Linked DNA regions of Mus musculus: all the other regions are linked to region 1. A link is a loop called in an ENCODE intact Hi-C map of the cell type or tissue named here. Cell type or tissue: heart. All regions are shown on one strand. Links, peaks and the distances in the headings refer to the core of each region. The heading gives the core; the rest is flanking DNA.

Evidence for each region. A loop is a pair of places that touch in the nucleus more often than their neighbours do. Peaks named below come from ENCODE experiments on the same cell type or tissue, not always from the same donor. Only the 100,000 strongest peaks of a DNase experiment are listed, where the experiment ranks them.
Region 2: a loop joins it to region 1, with 3 times the contacts of the local background. A loop is called at or near these places in 12 of 42 quality-filtered maps.
Region 3: a loop joins it to region 1, with 2.3 times the contacts of the local background. A loop is called at or near these places in 8 of 42 quality-filtered maps.
Region 4: a loop joins it to region 1, with 2.1 times the contacts of the local background. A loop is called at or near these places in 3 of 42 quality-filtered maps.
Region 5: it touches region 1 in a loop (5-fold over the local background); 34 of 42 quality-filtered maps call a loop at or near these places.
Region 6: it touches region 1 in a loop (9-fold over the local background); 23 of 42 quality-filtered maps call a loop at or near these places.

The regions. Positions count from the first base shown.
Region 1 is chr9:71,829,625-71,834,864 of GRCm38, forward strand. No RefSeq gene overlaps it. Among named protein-coding and RNA genes, the nearest start is that of Cgnl1, 61 kb to the left of the region's middle. In heart, for the core only: a CTCF peak has its summit at 2,325 (motif pointing right); a DNase peak (open chromatin) is centred at 2,347; H3K27ac peaks cover 436 bases.
Region 2 is chr9:71,957,994-71,961,993 of GRCm38, forward strand. All of the region lies in intron 5 of Tcf12 (transcription factor 12), which reads right to left. Among named protein-coding and RNA genes, the nearest start is that of Tcf12, 150 kb to the right of the region's middle. In heart, for the core only: a CTCF peak has its summit at 2,225 (motif pointing left); a DNase peak (open chromatin) is centred at 1,878.
Region 3 is chr9:72,109,583-72,114,739 of GRCm38, forward strand. It overlaps Tcf12 (transcription factor 12), which reads right to left and starts at 2,237. Exons shown (of 21, transcript NM_011544.3): 1 at 1,994-2,237; 2 at 1,156-1,252; 3 at 94-166. The coding sequence starts at 1,230. In heart, for the core only: no CTCF peak of the experiment used is centred there; DNase peaks (open chromatin) are centred at 1,189, 1,739 and 2,299; H3K4me3 peaks cover 3,091 bases; H3K27ac peaks cover 2,439 bases.
Region 4 is chr9:72,130,766-72,136,005 of GRCm38, forward strand. No RefSeq gene overlaps it. Among named protein-coding and RNA genes, the nearest start is that of Tcf12, 22 kb to the left of the region's middle. In heart, for the core only: no CTCF peak of the experiment used is centred there; a DNase peak (open chromatin) is centred at 2,436; H3K4me3 peaks cover 1,889 bases; H3K27ac peaks cover 2,201 bases.
Region 5 is chr9:72,189,746-72,194,985 of GRCm38, forward strand. No RefSeq gene overlaps it. Among named protein-coding and RNA genes, the nearest start is that of Gm27188, 61 kb to the right of the region's middle. In heart, for the core only: a CTCF peak has its summit at 2,532 (motif pointing left); a DNase peak (open chromatin) is centred at 2,566.
Region 6 is chr9:72,405,877-72,411,116 of GRCm38, forward strand. It overlaps Gm27230 (a long non-coding RNA gene), which reads left to right. Exons shown (of 8, transcript XR_003948355.1): 6 at 3,412-3,454; 7 at 3,537-4,135; 8 at 4,841-5,019. It overlaps BC065403 (cDNA sequence BC065403), which reads right to left and starts at 3,991. Exons shown (of 2, transcript NR_152222.1): 1 at 3,794-3,991; 2 at 2,768-3,612. In heart, for the core only: a CTCF peak has its summit at 2,636 (motif pointing left); a DNase peak (open chromatin) is centred at 2,625; H3K4me3 peaks cover 1,482 bases; H3K27ac peaks cover 494 bases.

The sequences.
Region 1 (5,240 bases), core at 606-4,605:
GTTTTGGGGAGCTGGTTCCTTGCTTTCACCGTGTGCATCTCAGGGACTGAACTCAGATGGTCGGGTTTGATGGGCCTTTACTCCTTGAGTCATCTGGATGCCCTCCACAGTAATTTAAAAACAAAACAAACACCCCTTTCTACTGCTTCTTTCTTGGTTTTTAAACATTTTTTTAAACCAGTTGTCTCACATTTTCCTGGACTCTCCAAAGTCCTGTTGGAACTGAGCAGTGACTCTGGGACCTTCCTGAGAATTTGTCACGCAGAGATCAGAAGGCTCTGACTCACTGGGTCAGGATCAGGGGTAGGGACTGGGAATCTTGCTTACCCCAGGAGCTCTGGGTGCACTGTGCTCTGTGGACCCCGCTTTGTGGCGAGGACACTGAGCTCAGACCTGCTTTAGTCTTTCTGGTTATTCAAGGCTCAGCATCTCAGAGGGTTTAGTCTGAGTCAAGAAAGGCATGGCATTCAAGGCTCTCTAGTGGCCACAAGACACACTGAATGCTGATGGGGCCCTCTCATCCCTTTCTTCAAATGGACTGTAACCCATGGGGCCTACTGTCTCCTGGGTTGCTTGGCTGGTTGTTCACAATGTCCCTGTACAATTCCACCTCAAGTCCTGTTGCTTCACTGGCAGGCAAAACATTGAACTGGTCCAAAGGCAAGTCACAGGACCAGGGCCACCTAGACAGACACCCATAGCAGTCCAATCTTTCACAGACCCTACACCCCTTCAGCTAGGCCCTGGAACCATCCAAAGCCAGGGGCTGGGCTGTTACTAGCTTCCTCTTTTGGTCTCACCTGATCAGACCCTTTGTTTCCAAGCCTCTGTATGCCACACTGGGATGTTCCCTTTAGCATATCGTCTGTCAACCTTTGGCCCTGAACCCTGACACGGTTCATGACCATGCTCTTCAAGGTTTTTCCTACTTCTCTGTTCCTAGTTTCCCAGTGTCTGTGGCTGGCTTGTTGCCTACTGGCTTCTTTTTACCCTCTCTGCCTGCTCTGGTAGAGTCTTGGCCTTTTTAGTGTTTTGCTCCAAAATTTGGAAGCAAAGCACTGTCAGCTGGGGCTTTGCTTCAGCTCTGGAATGCTCACACTCACCTCTGAAATCCAGCATCGCCAGGGCCCGCTTCTGCGAAGTTCCATCCGGAACCCATGTGGTAGAAGGAGAGAAATGACTCTAGCAAGTTATCCTCCGACCTCCACACTAGTGCTGTAGGAACATGTATGCTCACACACACGCACAAGCACAAACACACGTGCACGCGCGCGCGTGCACACACACACACACACACACACACACACACACACACACACACACACACTAAATTCCAGTTTACAAAAAAGACAGGAGATACCCAGGCAGAAGTAGGAGAGCCGGGTCTGAGACATAGTTTCTGGCACTAAATCCTGCTGAGCAAACTTCTTGTATCACAAACATGGAGAGGCATCTCTCACAGGGCTAGCCAATCTACCTGAGTGCAGCTCCTTCCTGCCCCCATTCCTGACTTCTCTCCTGTCCCCACTTCTGTAACCAGCAGCCTTTGTGGCTGTGTGTCATGAGGTGCCAGCCAACCATCACGGTTCACTGATTTGTGCCGTGTAGTTTGAACACTCTTTTCAGTACATGGACATGTTGGTTTCTATCTTTCCTTCCAATTCACTTCAGCCTTAAACCCAGCCACCTCGGCCTGTGACTGTATATAGACACAGGGTTCTCCCCACCACCTCAGTGTAGGGGTTCTACAGTGACTAACCAGCCTTCCAAAGGCAGAGCTGCAGTGGCTGCAGCCGTGAGGGCTACTACCCAGTCTCTACCCCACAGTGACTGTCCCTGTATTCCACATGGAATCAAATCTGTAACTTTCATGAACACCAAGTACATCTATTTTTTGAGATATGAAGCCTAAACCATAGGTTTGTTCTCAGACCATTGTAAACCATATACTTTTTTATGTTATTACTAAAGAAAAATACAGGATCCTGATCAGTGTCATGTCCCAGAGATCCTTCCTGAGCAGCTGCAAGGGAGCACAGGGCTGTGTTAGAATTTCCCTGGGCCCCAGGTCCCTTTCCCTATTATCGTATTTAGAGTTCCATTTTATGAGGGTTAGTTTAAAGGTATATTAATATTACATATTAAAACACAATTTCCACCCCCAATTTGTTTTTCTTCCTTCTGATTTTAAAGAAAGGATGGCAGTGTGGTATCTGAATTACGTTGTGGGCCTGGGCACTATGTCCTGAGGCCTCCTTGCGCAAGTTTTACCCCCCAGTTTGCCTATGAATGGGGCAGCTAAGGTCAAGGCCTGCAGTTTCGGACAGCAGGGGGCGCCCCGGAGCTGCGGGCCGACCCTGGGAGAAAGGGCCAAGTGAGAAGGCGAAGGCAGATACCCTGGTGGCAACAGTCTGGGCTTCTGAGATCTGCTGGAGACACTAGGCAGCATCCAACACGAGACTTAGGTCTAGAAGGAACCTGCCTAGGAAGAAGTCGCACCGGGAAAACAGATCCGAAGCAAAGATTCGTCCCATCCTGGCCCAGCTGTGGAAAGCACCCTCTCGCCTTGCATGGACAGGAACTGCTGCTTCATGCCCCAGGACTCCAAGGCTCCGCCCCTCCCATGACTAGGGACCTGCATAGCCTACACTAGGGTCTTGATCTAAAACCAAACGTCAGAAAAGAAAGGATCTCACAGATCTTTGCCCCTGCCTTCCAGCAGGGTCTAGCAGCCCACTCGGTGGTCTTGTTTTTAATTAAAACAAACCTGGCCCTTTGAGCAGCTTAGGACAACCCCCAGATGAGAACCATCAGGGCAGATGGACCAGAGAAACAAAAGAGCCAGTGCGTAGGAAGCCCAGGGCAAAGACCAGCGGGACAAATATTGCCTACTAAATACACACTCGGGAAAGTCTCTAACAGTGCCGGCTTTTGATAAGTGCGGGGCGGCTCAGCTTTGAGAAAAGCGTAGCAACGTCAGCTGGAGGGGGAACAGAGAAGTTCCGACAGAGGCTCCCCTCCTAAGGCCTGAATCTACCTCTTTACAATTTACATGGGTGAGACCTGAAGCCCAGAGAAGTTAAGGCTCGTGCTCAGGATCTTATAGCAAGTAGCAAAACACAAACACCCCAAACCCGAGTCTGGAATTCAAACTGGACTCCTCACCAGTCCAGAGGTCTCTGCGGCTTTGCATGCCTTTCTGTGAGAACCTTTGATGGGCTCCGGCCTTGGGTCTGCAGAGCTTCCTTCTCTCCCTGAGGGCCATAGGGAGGAACCTGAACCTACAGGCACCGGGCTGGCCCACACTGAGCCCCTCTCAGCGACCTGAGGTTGTCCCTGGACACAGAAACACAAGTATTAATAACTGTGCATCACGTGGGACAGAGTTTAATAAATGGCTCATGCCAAGAGTTCAGACCTCTCAAGGGGTTTTCTGGTGGCCTGGATTCTGACGTTAGCCTTCACTGGGTGGCTTCTATCTCATCCATCACCCCCATTTCATAGATGAGAAACTTACAGATTTTCCAGTTACTGGTGTGAGTGCTCTCACCTGGAACAACTGCTGTTTAGTTCCCTTGCCCAGTGTGGACTGAGTAAAGGTACTCTGTCGCCGAGGGAGGGCAGGATAGCCAGATCCGACCCTTCACTTGTGGAGCAGGTTGTACCAGGCTGTAGTGGCAGGTCACCTCTCTTTCATTCATACTCACAGCCCATGAGACACCAGCCCAGGAGCCCAGGCTGACCTGGAATTCACTTGTAACTGAGGATGATCTTGAATTTCTGATGGCTCTACCCCTTCCTCTTTTTTTAAAAAAATCTTTTTAAATAAAGATTTATTATTTATTTTATGTATCTGAGTACACCATTGCTCTCTTCAGACACACCAGAAGAAGGGCATCAGCTCCCATTACAGATGGTTGTGAGTCACCATGTGGTTGCTGGGAATTGAACTCAGGACCTCTGGGAGAACAGTCAGTGCTCTTAACGACTGAGCCATCTCTCCAGCCCCCTACCCCTCCCTCTTGAGTGATGAAATTATGGGTGCATACCATCACCCCTGGTTTTATGTGGCACTGGGGATGGAAGCCAGGGTTTCTGTTTTGCTAGACAAGCACTCTACCAACTGAACTCTTGACATTCATTCATTTTAATAGTAGTTTTTGGTTGCTGTATTGAGCATAGGCAACGAGGAAGAGGGTGGTTAAAGCCAGCTTAGCAAAGCAATGTGATCAAATGTTGGGCTGGATGTTTCTGGGGCATATTATGGGATGGTGATGGCTGTAGAGTAATAGTAGATTGCTTTCCCATAAGGTAGGTAGGCTTTAGCTGAACAGTTTATTGCCTGGATAGAACAAAACCTGACCCTCCTCCTGCCAGCAAGATGGAAGTCTATAAGTCTACATGATGGGCCTTAGGGTTGAATGCATCGAGCTATGCCTGTCCTTCAGGTCGCCAACATTGCTCATGAAGACTTTGCACTTGTCAACCCCCAAGTCTGCAATAGTCAGTTCTTTGAAGTAAGTCTGTGCATTACAGACTTTTGCTTTTGTCTGGTGGCTGTGTGAGAGAGGGCAAAAAGGAATGGGAAGAGGGGGTTTCCCTGTTCAGGCTGCAGGTGACAGTGAGATGGTCAGATGTATCACTATTTATTTTCATAGTTAATACTGATGTAATATTTTTATTTCATCTACCGTGTGCTCGATTTCCCTATGCAAAGCTAGTCCAGGCTAGCCCCATCTGAAGTTCCTTCTGCCTCAGCCTCCTTGGTGCTGCTTCCATGCTTGGTTTCTTTTTCTAGGATCGTTTACCAGGAAATAAATACTAAGGCTCATGTTACCTATAACCACTTCAAAGTATAGGTATGAGAAGTAAGAACCACTGCATTTAAGTGAATCTCTAATGTCAACCTGTGTTCAAACAGACTAGCCTGGGCTTCAGGCTCTGGCCCTGGCTGCATCGGAGGATGCTAGGCCAGTCAGAGCTCTGGGGCAGGTCCCTGAATCATCTGTCTTAGTTCTTGAGCCTACAAGAACCCATCCACATGATTCTCTTGATTCCTTGTCTGCAACTACCTTCCATCCAGAACTACCTGACCCATGTGTTGAGGGACTGCCATCTCCAATAACAATGTTTTCTTTGGATTACATTGTGTGTGTATGCATGTGTGTGTGCATGTTTCATTGTCATACATGTGGTGATTAGAGGACAACTTGTGGAAGTTGGTTCTCTCCTCCCACTAT
Region 2 (4,000 bases), core at 1-4,000, 130 kb after region 1:
TCACTCACAGAATGCCCAGTTCCGAGTTTTCTGCAATCAGCTTTTGGTTAGTTAACTTCAATGTCACATAGTTGTGCAAGTTTTAAAAATTCTTGTTATAGGTATTTGTACAAGATGTTAGTAAATCATATTATTTAGAAGTCATTCTTAAAGCACATCTCTCTGTTGGATAGGAATTACATTGACTTTGAAAATTGTTTACCTATATCAGACTCTCTCTCTCCATATATATGTATACACACATACACACACACACACACACACACACACACACATACAATAAAGCAATTAAGCTCTGTAAAACATAGTTTTAAAACCGACACTAAAACTTATACTTAAGATGCTGCAGAGATGGCTCAGTGATTAATAGCGCACATAATGCTCTTGCAGAGAGCCTAAGTTCAGTTCTCAGCACTCAGATTGGATGGCTCACAACAGCCTCTAACTTTAGCTCCACACTGGGGCCTGAGGCCCATGAACTCTAAAAACACCTGAACTCACCTACAACTAATTACCTCACACAGCTACCCCAGCTCCACATAAATATATGCACAAATAAAAAATCCTTACACTTAAAAAATAAGTTAAAAAATAAGTATTATAGCCAATGTAGACAAATATATTTGTGATCTCATCACACAATGTTGTCTGTGGCCCATTGGGTCTTTGAGATCCCACACTTGCTAAACTGGCAGGCCAGTGAATCCCAGCAAGCTTCCTGTTTCTACCTCTCTAGGACTGGGATCCTCACACCTGTGTGATAAATACCTTTTCAAAGGAGCCATCTCCTCTGCCCTTCTATCTGAGCATTTTTATAGATTTGTATGTGTCTTTTTTTTTTTTTTTTTTACATTTCAAATCCTCTGCTCTACTGAAGTTTACAGGGCTCAATAGCCCTTTGGCACAACCATTCTCTGGGAAGAACTTCCATGTCCCATTCAAATGACACTTCCTGTCATAGGTTATTACTGACTTTCTTACTTAAAACATTGGCACTCTGACATTTCTCTCTTATTTTTTTAAGATGTTAAAAAGCCTTACCCTGTAGAAAGCCTCACCAATAACTTTCAATAGGCTGTCATAACATAACTATCCCTCTTCTCAATATAAGTTTGAGAATTCTTTTAACTCACACTGGCCTCATCTGCATGTTATTATCATTTACTAAACATTTGTATTTTCTAAATCACTAACTACAATTAGAGCTCCCTTGGACTACACAGAAAATGGCTTGTGGTTATTCCTTTCTATTCACAACTCATAAAGCTATGTATAAGGACCTTTTGACCTCATCGTTAATTCTGTTCTTTCTTTTCATTCCCAAAACGAATAATAATTTCTAGTAGCATTTCTTCATTTTGAGTAAAGCTCCTTAAAAAGTGTTCCATGACGAAAGACATTTGAGTGGAAGATTATAACAGATAAGCAGCATGAAGTTAAAAGGGCTGTTTGTTAAGCAATTGCTTAATAGGACATAGGTTCAGAATTCCCAACAGATCTTAATATCTGAAAGAAATGTCTAGAGGGCAGATAGCAATTACACTGACTAAATAAATGCCATGCCTTTCAAATTTCTAATGGCAAGTAATGAGCTTAATGTAGTTATCCGTTAATTCTGAACAAGTGGTCAGACGACTGCTTTCTTCCACTCTTACTTCCTCAAATTTTTGGATCATACTCAGGGAATATCTATTTTAAGGAACTGCTCTGGAAGGCCCTATGTTTTATGCAAGGAATTGCTATTTTCCCAGATGAATAGAATATCCATTCTACAGATCCAAGTTTCCATGACAATAAAAACAAAACAGTCATCAGCACCAACGCGATACTTGATGGAAAATGCAGCTGCAGCTGGAACAGTGCAGTCTTTATCCTGCTGCTCTGCAAGCATAGTCGCTGTACTCCCCAGAGCAACCCAATGGTTCTACAGCAGTCTCCACCCAGACCCACACAGCAACAGCCGAGTGTGCTGACCACCTCCAACCTGCCAATCATTCGCCGTTCTCAAACTCATGTAAACACATGAAAAGGTTCAGCATTATGCTACTGGCATGGTGAATTGTAAACTAGGAATGCTTACAATGGGTTTGAGTATTGTAGATTTAGCCAAATAATATTTTAGCTTATATGATTATGAAGAAAAATTTGGGGAAAGAAGAACATTTACAGTAAGGAAAAAGCTAGGTAAAATTCATTCAGATTATAGAAAGACAGTGCCCCCTTGTGTCTTGGAAGTTCTTCCTCAACTAAATGTTGTAGTACTTAGAGTCCTAAGCTTTGGCTTTAAAAAAAATTTTTTTTAAATCTCATATAAATTTAAGAGAATTTGATAATTAGAAGTTATTCTAACTTAAAATACAAATTTATTATAAACACAGTGACTATTAAGTATGTGATTTTTAACAAGAGCTCTCTATAATGTAAGGAAAATATCATCTAATAAATTTACAGATATATTAGTTAATTTTATTTAAACTGCACTTAATATTGAAACATAGTGACAAAGCTTTAAAAAAGCAAAAAAGAAACCTGTGACCATCAGCTACACTCTCCTTTGGTACTGGTTCCTCTGTAACTTCATGACATTAATTATTGATTATCCTCACCATACTATATAAAAAGCTCTGTGCTTTATTTATATGAAAAACAAATTCATACTAAATGGAGAATATAAATGTAAGAGGTACCCATAATTAATACATCATTTTTAAGTTACAAGCATTGCAGCACAGCATCAAAGTCGGTCACTGAAGCATAAGGATTACTTTGTACTGGGGAAGGATGCACACCTGTAATCCTAGCATTTATGAAGCTGTGGAAGGAATTCAGGGTTTAGGGCCAGCTGGGGGGAGGGGGGCGACTCTGAAACAATCATTTTATGTTTAAAGTATGAATTCTTGAAATCATTTATCTGTTTAAAAGCAGAATTTCTCAAACAAACAAACAAACAAACAAACAAACAAACAAAAACTCCATATGAAAACCCTAATCTCTTCTTGCAAATAGGACTCAGGCACCACACCCAGATAAAGTCCTCTGCTTCCTTAAGCGTCTGTTCTTCCTTATAGCAAGGCAGCTCCAGCCATCCCTTTCCGTTTCTGATCTCTGGATGCCTACAAGCTAGTCTGCTACACATTAGGAAACTTTTGTTTCTCTAGTTATTCTGTCCTTAGCCGGGCTATTTATAAGACTCTAGCAGGAGAATCTAATATAGGTGAAGACGGTTTTGTTCCTTATTCATGAACACAAGATTGCTTTTACTAAATTTATTTGTTACTTATATTTGGTGGTGGTGATGGTGATGATGATGATGATGGTGATGATGTGTGTGTATGTATGTGTGTGTGTGTGTGTGTGTGTGTGTGCGCACGCATACATGTGTATAGAAGCCAGAGTTGATGGCAGGTGTCTTCCTTTATCACCTTACATTTTAGTTTTTTAGGTAAGGGCACACAGTGAAATCTGAAAGTAACCAATTTAGTCATACTGGCTGGCCAGTGAGTCCCAAAGATTTTCCGATTCCTACCCCTACCCTACACACAAGTGCTAAGGTGGCCTCCAACACCACCACACCAAGATTTTCTATGAGTCCTTGGGACCTTCTTTCAGACCTTCTAGGCAAGCTCTTTATTTCTCCAGCTCTCAACATCAATCTTAAAAACTCATTCAGAGATTTTCCCATTTAGGTTTTAAACAATCTTTTTGGTTACTGTTTTAATTTTGTAAAGTCCTACACTTAACAAAAAAAAAGTTACAAGGACAGAAACTTTTCTTTCTGTACCATTTTAAAAGTCAGTTGTGAACATCATTCTACTGTCTTCAAACATCTTTAGTGTGTACGTGAACATGTGTGCTGTACAACAGACCAAAACGATCTAATTAACCTTTCTATATTTACTGTTTAACTCAGATATTGCTCGAGTGGTCTTGTAATAACTTTTTAGGAAACAGCCTGTACCATCTTAGGCTCTCTTACATGTCCTAACTGCTGTGACCTTGC
Region 3 (5,157 bases), core at 1-4,000, 280 kb after region 1:
GGTGTGGCAGGCACTAAAATGCTTTATAGACTTTTCTACTAAAATATGTCAGTGCTCTGAAATAGAAATTTCTGATTTTCAACATCGTCTTACCTGACCCGCTGAACTGACTACTTCCCAGTGTTGTTGGTCTCGTTTTCCCACTATTAACAGGTGGAGAAAACATCTGCAAAATAACCCAAATGTACCTATTAATCTTAAAATTCTTCTATATTCCTTGCAAAGAAAAGTTCACCAAGTGTCATCAATTAGGTTCCTAATTTTCATAGAGAATTTGAAATAAAAATGGAAGACCCATTCAGACCAAGGCTGGCAATAACAAGTGATATTATTTACTAATATTGCTTGAGAGAACCGGTGACATTTGCTATGAAAACCCAGCCACAGGCAAGATTACAAGATAATTAAGTTTAAACAGTAAATTTTTACCCATGATCTTCACTTTGGCCCTAAGTGATTCTCATTACATTAACATTACTTAATAAGCACTTGCAATCAGAATCATGTCCGATGAAATTACCACATACAGGAAAGATAATAACAGTTCTAATACAGCAGGTATTGGCCCTGCCTTCTAGGAGCAGTTAACGTTGAAATTCAATCCATTAGTAAGAAATAAGGGCAATGGGCTCTATAGCTTCACCTTTTATTTTTAAATCATTTTCCATATTACATATGCAGACGGCATATGTATACTTAAAGCAGTCAGCTCACAAGGCTGGGAATTCTAGCGCTGGGGTTGGCTTTTTTGAAGCTGGCATCTCTCAGGTACCACAGGCTAAATGAAGTCGTGGGGAGGGAAATGCTGAGAAGTCTTCAGGAAAAAAAATATTTTTTTTCTTTCATATAAAGTCTAAAATCTCTAATAATTATCAGAAGGGAGTGACTCAACCAGAGCTCATGATTACATTGTTCTTCTTTTAACTAGTTAAATCAAATGACCCCTCTGGCATTAAAGTTTGAAATCTGCAAGTCTAGACATTACATCAAAGTTCAGGTGTCCAACTTGGGGGAGCTGGACTCCAGCCCTGAGAACTAGCGCTGAAAAGCAGATGGAGTTGCCCGCTGCCATGTCGCTTTCCCCCCTTTTCTCTCTTGCTCCCGATCTCGGGAAACCTCAGCAGAACCCCAAGATGCGGAGGAAAGCTCTCATACCGCACTGAAGTCCAGCAGGTCGCTCAGCTCCTTGTCGGTCCCTATCGCGGCCATGCGCTGCTGCTGGGGATTCATCTTCAGCCACTTCTAGCAGGTCCTAAGGCAGAGAAGACAGGCTGAGCCGCGGACACCCGGACGCTCGACGTGAGAAGGAGAGAGAGGGAGAGAGAGAGAGAGAGAGAGAGAGAGAGAGAGAGAGAGAGAGAGAGAGAGAGAGAGAGAGAGGCAGCGCTCGGGGTGGGGGGCGCCGAGCGACACGCCAGATCCCCACGCATACCCGAAGGACAGTGACGGAAGCCGCTCCGACACGGGAGCCCACGCGTGGCTCCGTGGCTCCCGCAAGTTTCCAAGGTGGCTCGGCTTCGGGGTGCCCCCGGGGAGGAGTACGGAGCGAGCCCGCGCCCAGCGAGGGAGCGAGAAAGCGGCGGCGACCCGGAGACCAAGTGACTCACTCGCTCAGCAACAATAGAGCTGACAAGTTGCGGGGAGCGCGCCGCTCGCAGGCCCGCGTCTGCGGCCCGGACGTCCCCAGCGGGGGTCCCCGGCTTGGTTGAGAGCGCCCCACGCGCGTCCGCGCCCCGCAAACTCCCGCCCGGCCTCCACCTCCCACTTGGGCCGCCCTGCCCCGGACTCGCGGAACAATGAGGCGGGCTCGGCGGCTCCCCGGCCCCGAGCGCCGAGCCCCGAGCGCCGCGCAGGCCGAGCGCCGCTGCCCGGGCCTGGACCCCGCAGCTCGCGCCTCCGCCCCGCCGCGCGCCGCAACTTGGACGCGGCCCCGGGCTCCGCGCCGTACAAAGGGACCTGAGTTCCGCACGTCCCGCCCGCCGCCCGCGGTTACCTGCCGCCCGGGCTCCGCATCCAACCTTCCCGATTAAAGTTCACTTTGGCCGGGAGCGCGGGCTCAGGCTTTCCCCCTCCCCACGCGCCGCCGGCGGCTGCGTTGCCTCGGGCCCCCGCGAGTGCTTGAGTCGGCGCGACTCGGGCGGCTCTCGGGCTTAGCCGCCCGTGGCTCCCCGGGCGGGCTGGCTGTCCCCCCGATAGAACTTGTGGGTCTCCTCAGGCGGACATTTTTTTTTTTTTCCGCTGAGGCGGCCTCAGCACCGAGCTCCGCTCGCCTCCGGATCCCTCCGCGCCTCAAGCGCGTCGGCTTAACCCCTCGCTGCCCGGCGCGCTCCCGCCTCCCGCGCCGAGGAAGTGGGACCGCGGAGGGGGCGGGGAGGCACGGGGCGGGGCGGAGCGGCGGACGGACAAAGCCCACGGCGGGCGGCGGCCGTCTCCTCAAGCTCACTGCGCCCCGAAGTGCCGCGACGGGGACGCAGCTGGGCAGCATCTGGATCTGCCACCCGCAGCCATTCCGGAGCTCAGCCACGCCGGACGCGGGAGGCGAGGCCGGCTGTGGAGCCGCAGCTGTGGTGGGCGGACTCTGTGGGAAAAGCGCAAAGCCCCTCACGCCGCGCTCATCAGCTTGCTCACCTGAGCGTGCCGTCCCACCTGAGCCCCGCGCTGCAACACCAAGTTCTGGGAAAGGATTGCGCCTGGCCTTTGCTGTAACCAGAGAGACAGCCCCAGGAAGTTAAGTCTTGATGAGCAAGTTCCGAACTTGGCCTGAAGAAGCCCCAAAGAAAAAGGGGAAAAATTCGGCCTTGGAAGTTAAGGTTTACTTGAGGGGAAGCTAAGGTGATTGTGTTGAGGTCTGCGAGCACAGAGAAGACCAGCCAGGCCCAAGCAGAAGAAACACTCGAGACAAGCATCCAAAGAAACGAATTGAAGACAGTGGCCAACTCTTGAGTATCCTGACTGTAAGAAGGAGCCGTTGGCCTCAGAAGTTCATATAAAGAAGATAGTTAAATGTGCCATTGCTGTACTTACTGCAACCAGAGCTGTCCAACCAGAGAAGCAAATTAAGGTTTATATGTGGGACCTCCGTATAGACCATTCCAGAACTAATGGTAGCCTACTCACCCCCAAAGCCAGTCCCACTTAGGTACATACATGCTTTGGCAACTTGTGGAGTGTGTCTCCATCCTAAACAAAGTAGCATGATTTCACCTAAAAAATGATAACGATCCCGTTTCCAACTAAGACTAGCGGATGGTTAACCCACATACAAATAGGCAATTTGCTGAAGTCTTTGAGAACATTTTTGCAAATGCTATAAAAAAAAAAAATGAATGTCATCTTCCAAACTCAAGATCTAGCCAGAGTAAATCAAACAGACAAGAAGAAAGTCTTCGCAAGGAGAGATCTGATCTTTGATGATGTTTCCAATATAAATCAAACAGTTCTGAGCCAAGTCTAGCATCATTGATTAAATGAACAGGGTTTGGTTATCCGTAATTTGGTGTATACAAAAGTGAGGCAAAAAGCAGTCACAGAACAACCAGGAAATTTGATTAGGTAACTGGTAAAGCCATATTTCTGTGGTACAATCTCTAGGGAAGATGCTGAGGTTTGGTCTTCTGCTATGCATTGTAATACTAACTACTGGCCTGGTTGCCCCCAGGGATGAGAGAATCTGCACTTAGGTAACCTTGTCCCCAAGTTATCCCTGATTGGTGAATAAAGATACCCACTGCCTATGAGCAGAAGAGAGATAGGCAGAGTTTTGGTTCTTGGGCTTGGGGTTCCCAGTCAGGAACCAGGAGGAGAGGGTAGTAGGTAGAGAGAAGAGAGCACACCATGGGGTAGGTGAATCATGAAAACATGGCCATGAGAGCTGGCCACTTGGAGTTAAGGACAGCCAGATGAAATGTGGCAAGTTACAACTCGGGGTTATTGATAGGGAAGTAGACATAATAGCTTAGAAGGTAGATATCTGACCAGATCTAGTACATTAAAGGGTCATTATAAATATAAAAGTTGTGTGTCTTTTGTCTGAGAATTGAATGATCAAAAGCAGAGTAGAAACCCCTGATTGAGATAAATAATTACTACAAGAAGAAGGGGTGGCATGAAACCATGCGAGATGTATGCTGTTTCCAAGGCAAAGGAGAGGCAGCTTATACTGCTCACACAGCTATTTTAGAGGACATCAGAGGATTCACTTTGAAAGTCTGACTGGGGAAGGTTTTCATATCTATTGTGGAAAATTCAATTTTATTTTGTGTGTTGTTTTGTCATTAGATTGTGAGTTCCTTGTGGGTTGGTACTGATAAGCACCTAGCATTGTATCCAGGATACTAGACTTGATGGTAACCTGAATTTATTTCTTCTGTTTTAAGCTATATCAAGTCATTCTATTATAGTTACTTAATATGTAAATATATTTCTGTACATGTGGCTTTATTTAAAAGAGAGCTAGAATTTTGAAATTAGAGGATGAAATTTTTTATACTTTCAAATGGTATCTGTGTGTTTCTAAATAAAGAAATAATATTCCCATCAATAATGGGCCAAATCTATTCCTGAAAAATATGGAAGACTCAATATTGAAAGTGGAGCTTTAGGGCTGGGTATATTGCATAACCCAAAGTGGGTTGATTTGTTTCTTGGGTTTGAGGGTGGGGGTGGTTGTTGTTGTTGTTGTATAATTTTGGGGTTGGTTAGTTGGTTGGTTTTGTTTTTACTTTTGTTTTTTGTCTTGGCCCCACCTGAGTCCTATCCCTAGGAAGTACATGGTTGAAGGAGATACCAAATCCCAAAGTTGTCCTTGGACTTCTATGTACATTCTATAGTATGTTGTTCATGCACTAACACACATACACACAAAGTAAATAAATGTAAAAAATATTTAATCTGAACTTTATAGCACTTATTACATTATTTATTGAGTATGCTGGATAGAGCTAGAATTCTATTGAGAATATGAGAAAGAACTAGCAACAAAAATCCTGTTAATTAACAGTAAGTACTAAGTTAATATCAATAAGTAAATATTGAAAAAATATTTAGCACACATTTCTTACATGGTCAAGGTATGGTGTTAAATGCTTTTGGAACCAAAAGTCTAAAATCTACCTTGTCCTCAACAAGATTGTCATTCAAAAGCTTTGCTGTCCTACT
Region 4 (5,240 bases), core at 617-4,616, 300 kb after region 1:
TTAAATGCTAGGTTACGTAAGGGTAGATGCATAGACACATACAAAGAAGTAAATGAACAGGAAGGTACTTGGTGGGCACATCTAACCTACTGAGGAGACAGGCTGAAGAGTGGGTCAAAGACAGAAAGAACCCCGACTGGAGGACAAGCTTGAAAGTCAGTCACCAGAGTTTAAATTTAATGCAAGAGAAAATATACCCATAAAGCTATCTGGGCATGAAGAGATGTGCTAAAAGTGAGCAATTATTCTGGCAAGTTACATTGGAACAGAGAGAAAAGGGAGTCGGAGAGACCATAAAAAGACGGTTGAACTGATCCTGGCTGGCAATGTTCAAGGTCTTAGGCAAAAAGCATGAAGTGGAGATACACGAAGGAATTTGATATGAGGTACTTCTGGTGATACACTAAAGGTCCTAACAACAGGCCAGGTAAAATAAGGAAGAAGAAATAGTGCGTTGACAATGACAAACATTTTAGTGTGGGTGGCATAGATCGAGCTGGTATTATTGAGAAAGGAGTTATATAAATTTTACAAAGACAGCAAGATTAGTTTTTGACCTGTTGCAATCACGGAGAAGGTAGGATATGTTAGAATGGTGATGAACTAAAGTTGAGGTAAACAACCACAACAGCTAGGCATGGGGGCACACACCTTAATCCCGGTGCTCAGGAGGCAGGAGCAGGGGGGTCTCTGTGAGTTCAAGGCCAGCCTGATATGCAGAGTTTCAGACCAGCCAAGGCAATCCTAGTGTCTGATGGAGAAGGAGAGAGATTGGAAACTCAGAGCATAAAACTCTCCAAAAGTTTCACATTAAAAGCAGGGGTCGGGGTAGGGAGTACTCGTTGCTTTTGCAGAGGACCTAGGTTCAGCTTCCAGGACCTATATAGTGACTCAATCAACTATCTATAACTCGAGTTTGAGGGGCTTCAACACTCTCTTCTGACCTCTGCATGTACATATATACATTGCCTTCAGGCAAAATACTTTTTTTTTTTTTTTTGGTTTTTCGAGACAGGGTTTCTCTGTGTAGCCCTGGCTGTCCTGGAACTCACTCTGTAGACCAGGCTGGCCTAGAACTCAGAAATCTGCCAGCCTCTGCCTCCCAAGTGCTGGAATTAAAGGTGTGCACCACCACTGCCCGGCTCAGGCAAAACACTTATATACATAAAAATTTTCAAAATCTAAAAGCAACCTGAGGCCCTTAATACCATTGATCTCTATGGCCCTGAGCCTCTACCCTCATTTCCAACTGTAGGTGCTCAGAGCAGCGATCATGTCGGCCTCCTCACTACTTGCTAAGTGTTCACTCGACTTTTCCGGGCTTCAGAGCCTTTGGATTTGTCCTTCCTCAATCCGGGAAGTTACCTGTCTAGGTATGTTTTGCTTGTCTAATTTCTTTCATTCAGACCTGCTGTAAGCACACTTCCTCAGAAATCTCTCTCTAAATCAACTCGTCTAAGCTAACACTGCACATGTCTTCTACCTGTAGCCTCCTTTGCCCTGCAGTATTGTTTGTTTCATAGCACTTAACATCACACGACACTCAACGGTGTGTCTGTCTCATCGCCTGTAACAAAGTCCAAGAGCCCAGAGCGTTTGGGCTTATTCACTGTTATGTCCCTGGTAAGCAGAATAGAGCCTGGTACATGAGAAATTCCTCTATAAAAGCCTAGTGAGTTGTGTGAGATGTAGTAAAGGGAATTAAAAGAAAAAGAAAAAGAAAAAAAAAACCCATATACCACAAAAGAGCTGCAAAGTTAGTCATTTACAAGTTCTGGAACTTTCCTACCATTTCAGGAGGGGAGAAGCAGAAAACAATAAACCCTCTTTAAGGCTCCCACTTGTGATCCATCTTCTCAGGGGAAAGGGAACTTTGGGGGAGTCTGTCACCAAAGGAAAGACTTGAGGTACTTTCCTACTGTGTTCCCTGTGACATTCGTGAAGGAGAGGAATTCTCCACTTGCATACTGGATGAAAGAAAGGCTCTTCTTCCACCTCAGCTGCACATCAGAGCTTGGAGGGAAACCCTGGGGGATGCTGACAGACTTCAGCTTTCCCAAACGTTTCTTTGGGCGGGTGTCATCAGCCAGGTGTGCTCCACAGACTAGGTGGAGCCTGGGAAAGGCGTGAGGACGTCGCACTCGGGGGCCCCTGGGGCAAGCGTGCTTGCCCTTCCCCGCGGCCGCCGGCTTTCCGCCGCAGCCTGCCCCGGCCAGGTCGCCGGGGCGCGGGAGAGCCCAGCGGCGTCTGCACCCTTCCCTCCCCCGCCGCGCCCTCCTCCGCCCACGCGCTGCAGCCTCAGCTGCGGCTTTCCGCCGTTCCCGGCAGCGCTGAGCCCGGAATCCAATTACTTTTCCCTGAGGAGCTTCGTACACCCGCCAGGCCCCAGAGGGAGGAGCGGGGGGTCGAGCGGCCGCCCACTTCCCGCCGCCCGAGGCCGAGGCCGGGCTGCTCGGGCGGGGCGAGCGCGGTCTCGGAGGGGCGCGCGGAGCAGCAGCCGTCGGGACTATTTGTCCTTCCGCGTGCGGCCCAGCTGGGCCCCGGCGCGAGGCTCCAGGCGCTGTGGCCCGGGCGCCAGCGTCCCCAAGGATGAGTGGCAGGAGATTAGCCCCGGGGCTTCCCCGCGCGGGCGCGGCTCGAGGCCCGCGCGCACGCGCACTCCGGGGTCCGAGCACGGAGGTCGCCTTGTGTCCAGTGGCCTTTTCCTGGGCGCAGCGCTCCTGGGCCCCAGGATTCAGCTCTGTAAAGTGAAAGTGAAGTGGAGCAAGATGGCCAAGGGTAGGAGGTTTGCACGTGCTCTCCACCACACTTGTACATCCCGAGACTGTACAGGGACGCTACAGGGGTGAATCTATGAAGAGGAAGGAAAAGAGGACTTCCTTCCTGGTTCTTCAGGGGCTGGGTGGAGAACCCATTGATCCCCTTGAGGGTTCTTGCTCACTTGGTTTAAGCTGTAGACAGAAAGCCTAATAGAGCCTATTCTAGCTACAGCCTAGGGCGGAGGTCCTCAACTTCCTCCTGCATACCCTGTCAGATTATGAGTCCACGACTGACAAACACATTTGAAAAAGAAAATGCCTTATTTTCTCCTTTTGATTCTGTTTCTCTTGAGACTGTGGCTGACCCTTAGGCCCTTGATGTTCTTGAATATGATTGACACACGTGATTAGGCTAGTGAGAGAGAAGCAGAGAAATTGCTATCAAAACAATTATATGCAGAGACATCAGAACAAAAGCCCAAGAGCCCCGAGGACTAAAAGACCATCCTGGCTCTGCCATAGATGCCCTCTGGGATGGTGGCCAAGTCAGATCATCTCTTTGTGTCTTGCTTCTTGGCAAGTTAAATAAAACTATCCTGCTACTCTCCCTGTCTCAAGGAGTGTTATAAAAATAAACTAAAAGAACCAACTGAAAATATAGAAGGTTTAGTTTTTAGGGGGTGTGGGAAAATGATACCGTTGAAAGGCACTAAAGGGAAAATTCTATGAGAGAAAGCCACTTGACCATCTGCCTATCGTCTCATCTTCTCCGTTCAATCTAATGTACACATAGAAACTATAGGTAGAGTTATCTAGTAAGTACTGTGTGGTTTTTATAAGAATTATAATAAAGGAGGGAATAAGGGGAGGGGGATTTCAGAGGGAGACCAGGAAGAGGGATAACATTTGAAATGTAAATAAAGAAAATATCTAATAATAAAATATATATATAATCTAGTCAACGCTAATTGTACTCTCAGACCCTCTCCCATGCCTATGTCCTAGCCATTTCCACATGCTCTGACTACAATATTTCTGCTTCAGTGCTACGGAGCACCATTAGGTACAAAACAGTGCTGTGGGTGGGCTCCCCACTTGAGGCTAAGCTGTGACAGAGGTTTTCAGACATGTTTGCCTATGTAACCTATGATAGGCAAGGCTCCAGAAACCTGTGTACTGGCTAAGTGAAGAACCTTCTGGAACAGACGAGGTCCCAGGGAAGAGAAAGCCAACTACCCTGAGCTTGAGCTGAGGTTAAAGACTCTGGGGGAAGGGAGAGGGGCTTTCTGCCTTTTATGTCTGACTGAATCTAGTAGGGTAGGAAAGAAGATAAAGGATATGAGGGAGAGTGAAGTCTCCCTTTCGGGTGTTTTAAACCTAAGCATTCACATTTGTAAAACAAGTTTTAGCTTCTGCATTAGTAGAAAAGATCAGGCTAGCAACAACATGGCCAGCAACAGAAAAAGTCCTGCCTGGAGGGTGCTTTTTGAAAAGTGAGGATTTTATCATCTTCTGAGACATTCCGTGGTAGCCCGGGAACGGATAGGAATAATTCACAGACATTTTCTGGGTCCTCAAAAAACTTCTTTCTGCAGTCCCCTTCTTCAAATGACTTCAAATCCCTCACTGCAAAGTCTTGGCATCAAATTTGAAGCAAATGTGTTTCTCTTCCTCACCGGAGGAAAGCTCGTTCTACAGACTTCTAACAGAACTGGGACCTATTGGGCAGTATTATTTGACCTACCATCCTCAACTGATTATTTGTAAGAAGAACACCACCTGTAATCTAGTTATTATGTGTCAGGTGTGATGGTGCATGCCTTTAATCCCTGCACTCAGAACACACTGAATTTGCGTTCTACAGAGCAAGTTCTGGGCCAGCCAGGGCCACTCAGAGAAACCCTGTCTCAAAACAAAACAATCTACCCACCATGCTGCTCAGAGAAAGCACATGCAAGGGTGTAATTCAAAGAGCATCAAACTTTGCCAGGAAATAAAAAAAAAAACAAAGTGGCCAAGGCAAAGTGACTGTGGCTTAGGTGGCCATAGAAGTCTTCCTCTTTTCTTTCTCATGCCTCAGAATATTTTTTTGTGTCTTCTCAATGGACTCTAAATGGCCCTGCCCTCTCCCAGATTCCTCCTTTACTGTCTCAGTGGACAGGTAACTCAAAGCTGTTTCAAGATCTGGCCCTGGGTCTATCTTCTTGACTTTGCTTTAGCTCGCCCTGCCCCCAATGCGTTTTCTAACCTACCCTCTTCCACTTGCTCCCCCATTTACTAGACTCACTGAAGCCCCTGTCACAGTTCTCCAAGAGCCAACCTGAGAGACCCAAGAATAGGTCCAGGTGCTTCCAGGTGAGGAGACCGGACCCTAGCACTTCAGTGCACAATAGGGGTTCTATTGGATCATCACTGTGGGGGGCATTGTGGTGTCTTTAGCCTCTCAGTGGGAGAACTACTCCCATTTCCGCAGGCTCCTTT
Region 5 (5,240 bases), core at 521-4,520, 360 kb after region 1:
CTTCCCCCAGGTGGAGGCAGACTAGACCCTTCCCACACACATACTCCTGGACCTCACAGTCTCTCATGCTCAGAGTCCAGGGAGGAAATCTGATGCTATTCCCAGTGCTGAAGGTCCTGGCCATGCTGTTCCAGTTTTCTGCAATGATGTGACGACTCAGCCTTCCCAGCTGGGCACACCCCTGGCTGGGGTGAAAACATATGCAGCTGGGAGGCCTGGGCACGCTCAGACCTTCCAGGAGTTGGCTTTCCAATACATCCTAGGGCCTTGCTTCCTGCCACTTCTATTTGGCTGGACAGCTTGCTCTAGCCACGGACATTCCCTGAGCGGCTGTCTGAATTAACATCTGAGCTTGGCCAGCGCTAGTGCAGCTGTGGGCTCTGGCATTGCTGTTCGTGAGTAAATTCCTTTGTAAGCCCTACAGAGCTGCCTTGATTTCTCCTTTGGGTGTGATTATCTGAGAGCAAGGCCAGCTCCATAGGTATGAAACTGCAGCCGCCCTAGGCCCCACAGGCAGAGGCTCCTCTTCTTGGATGCTGCTCTGTTGAAATCTCAAACACCTCAGAGATAAAATCGTGGTTTAACCCAGGCCTAGGAACACAACTAGCCTCCTGTAAGGAGGGACGGAGAGCAACATTGGCCCTTGAGAAAGTAGGTGAAGCTTACTAAGCTGGCCTCTTGGGAGTCCAGAGCAAAGAGCATCGTGAGTAATTGTTTCAGGATATATATTCAGATGGAGAACCATGTCCTGTAGAATTTATTCTTCCAGGAAGTTTCTCACACATCTAGATAGAGGGTTTTTTTAGAACTTCCAGAGAGCATAGCTATCCTTTAAAGGGGCTGTCATGTTAATGATCTACCTTTTTCCTGACTATAGGACTACTTAAAGTTTGAGCTGTAGCTTATGTGACTTCAGAACGTGGATTTTTATATTTTAATTGAATTCGTTTATCTTATTTTTGCTTTTGAAGGTTTTATTTTAATTGTGTTTGTGTCTGGGCTGGGGGAGGTATATGCATGTGAGTGTCATTGCTCATAGGTGTCAAAAGAGGGCGTCTGATTCTCCTGGAGCTAAGTTACAGGCAGTTGTGAGCCATCTGACGTGGGTGCTGGGAACTGTCCTCTGCAAGAGCAGCAAGCAGTCTTAACTCCAGCCCCCAGTGTGTTTTAGATGTACATATCACCTTGGAGCTAGACTTTACCTTGATGGACAGAGTAGCTCTGCACAGTCAGGTTCTGACCCTCTCCTTTGCTTACATTTTGCTTTGGTTTCACAGTAAGACTTAGATAGTGTCTGGAAGGATTTCTTAAGTTCAAAGTTATTAATGACTAATATGGAGGGTACAATTCTTGGTGTCTTTTCTTAAGTATAGAAAAGGCCCTTTCTGCCCATGAAAGCTAGAGCCTATGAGGAGATGGGTGGACAGATGAACTGCCCCACCCGATTCCAAGAGGAAGGAAAAAGGAAGGCAAAGCAGACACAAGAAGGCCAGAGGCCGGATTCTTGGCAATGAGTGGAGGTGAGGAGGCGGCAGTGGGAGGCAAGCTGACAGATAAGCATGAGCCATCGTCACCACGGAGCTCACATGACTGGGGATTGCACAGGTAGTCCAGCGAGTCCCGCGTTCTGACAGACCCAGTGGTTTTGAGAGCACAGAGGTACATCAGGGGGCTCCAGATATTATCAGCCAGAACATTCAGATGACCAGGACCATGAATTTCAGAGGTAATTTCCTCATATGTCTAGACAGGGAAAATAACACTGCAGTGACCACCAATTCAGAAAGTAGAAAACCTTGCCCCTGGATCATTGACCAGTGAGGTTCTAGGTAATGCTACCTCACAGCCATGTCCCTTCCCAATGTATTCCAGGCCCCGTACACACAGAAGCTAGCTTGGAAGAGAACGAAGGGATGGAGAGAAAATATAAACTAACAGAATTCACTTAAAGAGGTCATGTGAGTCACTCCATTGAACTAAGTTTAACTGAATTGAATAAACTTCAGGCTTCCTTTCCCAGCTCCCCATAGATGAGCAGTGGTGTTCGGGAAACGTAAAGACTTCTCTGGGTGTCTGACTGAACCCAGGAATGTAGTGACCCCACTACCAGCATGTCAGGCTTCTTGCCAAGCCTAGTATGTCCAGGTTTTGTCTGCATTGGGCTGACTCAGCTGAGGAAGATACCTACTCAACTGAGTCTAGGTACCAGCTACACCAGCATTGTGACAGAACTGGCCACTTGATCCCATAGATGGCTTCTCTTTGTGGATACTCAAAACCCAGCAAGAAAGGACATTTTTAAGCACACCTGGAAGGGACTTTTCTTTTGTCTGGATGAGGAAAAGGTTTTGAGATCAATAGGCAAGGAGTTATTTGGCAGGCTAAGGTCTCATTCCCTCATGCTTAATGAATCATATCCGGAATCAAGTAGGCAAGACACACTTGGACAAAATCCTAATATAGATATGAATCTAGGTCTAGCATCCTATCGGACTCTTGCTTGTACAATCCTCTGTGGGCTACACCACCACCTGCAGGCCAGCCCTAAAAAGTACATGTCCAAGAAAATGGCGGTGTTCCTGGACTAAGTTGCCCAGCCAAAATAGCTGCATTGTGCTTTGTTTATGCTTTGTTCAGTCCTGGGGTCAGGATCCTCATGGCTCATTTCCATATGGCTCAACTCCTAGAGTTTAGTAGACAATTCTTCACACATTTCTTCTCTTTGGCTGGCTCAGTAGAATGGAGGTTTTCTTGGTTCTCAGGTGCAAATGCAGCCTTCTAACCAGCCTTGTGTAATTCCTGCAGTCTTCCGTAATCTATGCGACACAGTCACTGTTTCCAGCCACTGAGATGAGAGCATTTTGTGCCAGACAGACCTGATGATTTTGCCCATGGGTTTCCTTCTCTAGGAAACTGCCTTTTGGAAATATTTAATTCCCTACCCCCTTGAGAGTAAGATCATTTGTCAGGAGGCTGGTGTGGTTAATTAGATGCAGGAATTCAAACCAATCACCTTCCCCCTTCCCCCTTCCCGAAGCACTTTGGATTTAACATTTCCTACGCAATCAGATGCAGCAGAATCCTGAGCGGAGGCTCAGGCACCACTTTTGGCAACCATCTGCTTGGAATTTCTTTTCTTTTTTTTTTTTTTAAAAGATTTATTTATTTATTATATGTAAGTACACTGTAGCTGTCTTCAGACACTCCAGAAGAGGGAGTCAGATCTTGTTACAGATGGTTGTGAGCCACCATGTGGTTGCTGGGATTTGAACTCTGGACCTTAGGAAGAGCAGTCGGGTGCTCTTACCCACTGAGCCATCTCACCAGCCCCTGCTTGGAATTTCAAGGAAGCTATTCCATCCTGTCCTGGTCTCCACCAAGAGGGCTTTGGGCCAGGCAGGATCTCCCATACCTGGGCTTGTATGCCATATAGGTGTAAGCACACAAGCTGAGCTACAGGATAAATAAAGCCAGTCATTGCTGTGGAGGAAACTGGGACAGATAAGTTTAGGGGAGAAAAATCAAACTCTATTTTGAAAATGTTTGATTTGAAATGCTTATTAGTTATCTGATGAAAACATTAAGTAGAAAGATTTGCTAAGTCTACAGCTTGGGGCGAAATGTCAGGACTGGAGAACATAGATCTGGGAGTTATTGACAAAGAGATAGAAGTTAAAGCCATGGGATAAGACCTCCTACAAAGCGAGCATGTATATCTAAAGAACAGGAGTTTACATGCCTCAAAAATTGGGATAAAAGAAAGGAGGCAGCAGACTTCTATGAAACCAATGAGGCATGGCAAAGCTGAACCCAGGAGAGACCACCAAGAGGCCTGTAAGAGCGGGAGCCACCAGAGCAGCTGCAGGGGGTAGATGGAGAAGAGCCCAGATCCTAGGGAGAACATATTTAAGGTGAAATAAAATGGGTGGATAACAAGACAGGTCAGTATAGACAGTAGATGATGGGTGGATAAAAGAGACAGAGATGCTGGATAAGCAATAGGAAGACAGCTGATTAAATGCATGACTTGGAAGGGAACTGTAGAGACGCTGGAGAGAATGAGACTGGGAAAGGCTTTCCATAGTGAGAGGGGATCCAGGACATAAGTGGCAAAGTCCAAGAGGCCTGGGTGGAAAGGGAATTTTAGTAAATGTGATGACGGGAAACATTCCAGTTGTCTTCTGGTCGCTTCTGCTTCAGTTATAAAAGGAGTGATGGCTTTGTTTTTGCCAGTTTCTGTGAGCCTTGGACTGAAACCTTTTCCTAGTTAGAACATCCTTCACTTTATCCTGAAGCTGAGCTAGAAGTCGTCAAGGCTTCTGGATCCCCAGCCGTACTACATCCAGTTCTGGTCCTTCTCTTAGGAAGGTCAACTGGATGGGGAGATGTGGCATGTCCCAACCCTGGCTGAGAGCCCACCCAAGCTGCATACACTGCAGAATACAGCCAGTGGAAGAACCGGCAGGTTAGCGTGTCCACCCACAGGCTGGGGCTGCTGGCACCCATTTTTAAAAAGCCACAAAACCATCTTAGTGCTGTTTAGTTTCTGCCTTGGTGATAATGTCTTACTTGCTTCTCAGTTGGGCTTCCAGTTTGCCCTCACATTTGATCCCCTCTCCCTGCCTCCTTCCCTCCCTCCCTCCCTCCCTCCCTCCTTCCCTCCCTCCCTCCCTCCCTCCCTCCCTCCCTCCCTCCCTCCCTCCCTCTGTATCTCTCTTTTCCCTTCCTGTTCCATCTTTGCACTCCCAACCCCATCTCTTTCTCCTCACAGATCTGACAAGGCTTTGGCACTAACAAGCAATACTCTAGCTCCCCCAAGGATGCTACCCCTTGACCTTTTCAGCTCCAGCCACAGACTGGTTCCAGGCTTCCACTACCATGTCCCTTTCTAGGAAGGCAGGTCCTCATGCAAATGTGAAAACAAAGTAAAAAGATAACTAATGGGGGGGCTGGCGAGATGGCTCAGTGGTTAAGAGCAGTGACTGCTCTTCCAAAGGTCCCAAGTTCAAATCCCAGCAACCACATGGTGGCTCACAACCATCCGTAACGAAATCTGATGCCCTCTTCTGGAGTGTCTGAGGACAGCTACAGTGTACTTACATATAATAAATAAATAAATCTTTTTTTTTTAAAGATAACTAATGTATCCATAAGACCTTATTGATGAATTAAAACCACCGTGATGGCTTTTGGAGCAGACCTCTGACATGGAACCCTCTTCATCTCCTTCAACTCCAGTG
Region 6 (5,240 bases), core at 579-4,578, 580 kb after region 1:
CTCCAAGGGATGGCAAAGCCTTCTGGTCTATGTGCAGATTTGGATAGTGTGTGCACAAAATGTCCACCCAGATGTTGAAAACCTGGCTTTTACCATAATTACTGAAACATGTCTCCTTGATCCAGCTGTATACCACAAACCCTGCTTCCTTGTTGGGCTGTGATCAATAGCCCCACCTTCTTGTCAAGTATAGATAACAAACACACTGAGCTAAGATAAGAGTGCGGCAGCTTCTCTATCAGAAAGATTACTGAGCCCACACGATCCCAGCTTCTCTGAATCTGTATGTCTTGCCATTTCTTCCTTCCCTGGATGCCCCATCTTGGTCAGTCCCTCGAACCATGCTAGATGTGACACCTATCTTTGCCTGGGACCTTTCTGCTGTTCTAAGTTTAGGTAAAATAAATCAATCACACACAGGGCTTGCTATGTGCAAGCATGAGGACCGACGTTAGATCCTCAGGACCTGTGAGAAACGCCGGGTAGGCGGCACACACCTGAAATCTCAGCTCTGAAGAGACAGACACAGGAAGATCCCTGCATCTTGCTGAACAGTTTAGCCAATCAGCAAGTTCCGGGGTCAGTGAGCCCTTCTTGGAAAAACAATAAAGTGGAGGGGTGGTGAGATGGCTTAGCACCTGCTGCTAAGGCAGATGAGCAGAATTTGATTCTGGGGACCCACATGGTGGAAGGAGAGAAGAGACTACTGAAAATTGTCTTCTGGCCTCCACATGCACAGCTCAGTATTAAAAAATGAAGACAGAGGAAAACAAGAAAGATGCTGAGCACTGACTTCGGGCCTCCATACACCATACATACATGCGTGTGTGCTCATGTGCGTGCACACACACACAGAGACAGACACACACATAGACACATACAGAGAGACACACATAGACACTCAGACACGTGCACGCACACACATGCACAGAGACACAGACATGCATACTTGAACACACACACACAGACACACACATAGTCTTACTCACACACACACACATACACACACAAGCACGCATGCACGCGTGCCTTACACTTATACTTACACTGCTGGCACACAGACTTGCCCCTAAAAGACAATGATCACTTTGAAAGGTACAGAACCACAGCCTGAAGAGATGAGGGAACATCCCTCTGCGGTGAGGGACAGAGAGTTGAGCCACAGTCTATGCAGTGACACTACAGCTCTTACTCTGGGATACCTGACCCCTCCGTCCTCCCTGTCACATACACTGCGTTGAACTAAATTACATGATGTGAAGCTGAAACTTCCTGTCTGCCTCCCAGACTTAGAAAACATGAAAAGCTCATGACTTTTCCTTCTTTCTTAGACTTGGTTCATTCCAGTGAAGATTCTCTACCCTCTCCCACCCCGCCCTCCCTCCTGCCATTCCTCTCTTGCACACACACACACACTCTTAATGAAGCTCCTTTGAAAATAATTATTTTATGTGTGATATTTCCCCTGCATGTATGTCTGTGTGCTACATGCATGCCTGGTACCCACTGAGGTTAGAAGACAGTGCTGGATATCCTGGAGATAGAGTTAAGGATGGTGAGCCACCGTTTGAGCACTCTGGGTAGAGCCTTGGGACGTCTTAACGGCTGCACCATCCCACCCGCCCTGTCCTTTCCAGGCTTTAAAGGGAAGCCTCTCTCCATCACGCTTGGGCCCCTCTATATTGTATTGTTTCTGTCCAATGCTCTCCCCCCAACCTCCCAGTCTGAGCTTGTCTTCTAGGTCCTTTCTCTTAATGATGCATCTTCGAAGGGGACTATGTGTCTGCTGCTTTCCTGGACCGACTGCTCCTGTTTTATTTTTACTTTTTAAATTATATTTAACACAGACATGAACACATATAAACATGAAAGCGTGTATAGTCTCACATCACAAAAACATACATGAAGATTGTGGGAGGCAGCCAGAAAGTTAGGAAATCATTTGTTATGGTAACAACAACAAAAAAAAAAACCCACATATGTCTAGCCATTGATTAGACTTTACATTTTTAAATATATTTAATATAATTAAATATAATATAATTAAATAAATATAGTCTAGAGTTATATAATATAAAGTAAAACTGTAAGTACTTTTGTCTAATTCCTATTTTATTTCCTGCTACTCAAAAACAAAAATTAAATGCAAGACAAAACTTGGTCTGATTCTGTTTCTTGTCCCCTTCTGCCTTCCATCTCACGAGAGGAAGCCTGGCTGCCCTGTGAGCAGCTCTCTCTCATGGGCTTGCTCAGAGCAGACCCAGAATGCTTCATCTTCCTCACACATACTTCTCTGGCTTTCACAAAGCCTTTCTGGAAGCCACTTCTGCCCAGAATGTCTGCCTCGGAGCCTCATGTCTCGTCTGTTCTATCCAGAGAAGGCAGGTTAAGCAGCCCTTTCCAGAAAGGCTTCCTTTGTCCGGACCACCTGATCTCTCTCGGGCATTCGGGTAGCTTTGCTAAATGTGGACACTGTAGTGCTGTGCACGTTAGCTTTTAAAAGCAAATGTTTGATCCCTGGTATACTTTGATCACTTGGGTACACTCGGACAGATAGCAGTGTCCTGCTTAGTTTCCTTTCCCTGAACCTTAGAACCGGGAGGGTAGAGCATCGGGCTGGATCGGAGCGCCACCTACTGGTACAGGTGTTAAAGACTGTCAGCTACATTGTGGCGTCCTCAGTGGTCTCAGGCACACACATTTACATACACTCAGTCACGAAGCAACTCCCAGTTGAATTAAGTACTGCAGAATGTGCTACAGCTAATTCAGACTTCATTCCAGTTTTAATAAGATCTATTTTTTTTCCAAAAGAAACACAATAGTGGGGGGGAAAAAAAGAAAGAAAATACTCGGTACTCAGGATATGAATGAAATGGCATCTCCAGAGGGCCGATGGGAATCCTGGACTTGCTTACTGGCTGTTTTGCAAAACAGGTTTTTAAAAAGTTACTTTTCAAAAATCATACACGAAATGAGGAACCAAAACAGTCGGGTATTAGGATCCGTTTAGAAAGCCCTAAGAAGTGGCTTTATAAAGAAGACTAGCTGGTTGGTCTGTTTATTCCAGGACAGTCATCCTTCTGTAAGATCTCCCCGCAGAACTAGCCACGTTTATGCCACAAACACCCGAGTAGGTGTGAATGCTCGGTGCAGATAGCAGAGTAATACTAGCAATCCTTAATCCCTAAAAGGATGTCATTTTTCAGTTTATTAAATATTTTCTCAACCCTTATCAATCTTAACTTTTCCAATCTTAGAAAACAATTTGTTTTGTGAGTAGATATAAATAAAACATACAGAAGTTGCTCTCTAAATCGAGAGAAAACTTTTCTTTGCGCACACTGGGGCCCGATGTGGATAACAGGATCATTAGCGACCAAACAGATGATGCCTCTTTCTCTCTAACAGAGACTCGCTCAGCGGCAGAGAGCCCTTCAATTCCAGCAGAGAGGTGAGCTCAGAACTTGTCACTGGTTTCTGCTTGTACTTAATCTTCCTGTTTATTCTTGCTTCATTAAAGTCAATCTCCACAGGGCAGACTGTCATCCGAGCTCGGCCCATCCTGCTGTCTGCGCTCTCCAGAGAGCGTGCTTGATCCTGATAAACAGACTGCGAGCCAGGCATGTGACTGAACGTGACTGAACTTCTTAAGGGAAATAGAAGACATAAAGGCGCCCCTCCCACACCCTCACAGCAGAATTTGTCAGGCAGGGCCATCCTCTCAATGGGGATGATGCTTTTCCAAAAGCCTGCCTTTCAGACTGTCTGAAGTGAGATAGAGGGTACTTACTGTTATCGTTGTGTGGCACGAGGCCCTTCAGGTTGCCTTAGCTGATGTCATTCATCTGCCAGGCCCCTCTCTTGGGATTCAGTATCATCTAGAAGCTGTCTCCTGAATGATGTGCTACCCCGCTAGGAACTGCAGACAAAGATACTGTCTGTGTTAGTTACTTCCTCATAGCTCTGACCACACGTCAGACTATCCCAGCATCCTCAAGATTTCAACATGAGAAAGCAAGAAAGGTCTTGAAGTCTGGACCCTTCCAGTAACTACTAGAAGTCCTATTGGAGGATTTACTACCCCACCCAAAGGGCTACTCTGGGCTTCCGGCCACCGTTCAGTTTCTCAGTGGTAAGAGCATTAGTGAAGTGGATTGACAGCTCAGCAGAGAAAAAGCTGCCCCAGCCGCTGTGGGGTTGGGGTGGGGTTGCAGCCTCTGCAGAGCCTCCCACGCTCAAAAGCTCAGCTCTCTACTCCATCTCTGGGCAGTGGCTTTTCCCTTGTACCTCTTACTTTGATCCTGTTTCTTGGCTTTTCTTAGGATGTATTATTTAGCACTTTATTCTTTTCCATCTTAAAATTGAATTGTTAAGTTAGGGGCTAGAACCAAGAGTTTGTGGAAATGGTTATGCAGTTCCTTCTATTAGGGGACTAGGGGAGTGTACTGAGTGAAGTTTCTCTTCTGGGTGCTGCTGGGAGACGAAGACTTCTGAGAGGTGAGGTATCAGGCCTTTCTTTGAGCATTGACAAAGAGGACATGTTGAGGTCCCCAAAGGAAGAACCCTCAAGGGAGCGGCCAGAGAGAGTTCAGGTGGGGGAAGTCGCAGGTCAGTTGAGGGACTTGGTTGATTTTTATGGCAACAGTGGCATCTGAACTCAGTCATGAAGGGTTTGGTTGCTCTGTGACATGGATACTTTGATTTTATCATTGTCAAGAGCTGAGAATACCACTTTTCATAAACATATATAGCACAAAATGTTAGGAGTGTCATTAGAGTCATTTCAGAAGTTGTTGAAGCTAAAATTTCTTTATTGGTTTCTTTTATGAAATTCAAGCCGGTAGTCAATAACAACTGGATTCAAGATCAAGCATTCCAACACAATTCAATCCAACAATATGCTAATTTGATGCTCACATAGTAAAGAATGATGAAACGAGAGAGCTGGCGAGATGGCTCAGCCGGTTAGAGCACTGACTGCTCTTCCAAAGGTCCTGAGTTCAAATCCCACCAACCACATGGTGGCTCACAACCACCTGTAAAGAGATCTGACGCCCTCTTCTGGTGTGTCTGAAGACAGCTACAGTGTACTTATGTATAATAACAAATAAATCTTTGGACTGGAGCGAGCGGAGCCAACCAGACTGAGCAGAGGTCCTAAATTCAATTCCCAACAACCACATGAAGGCTCACAACCATCTGTACAGCTACAGTGCACTCACATACATAAAATAAAT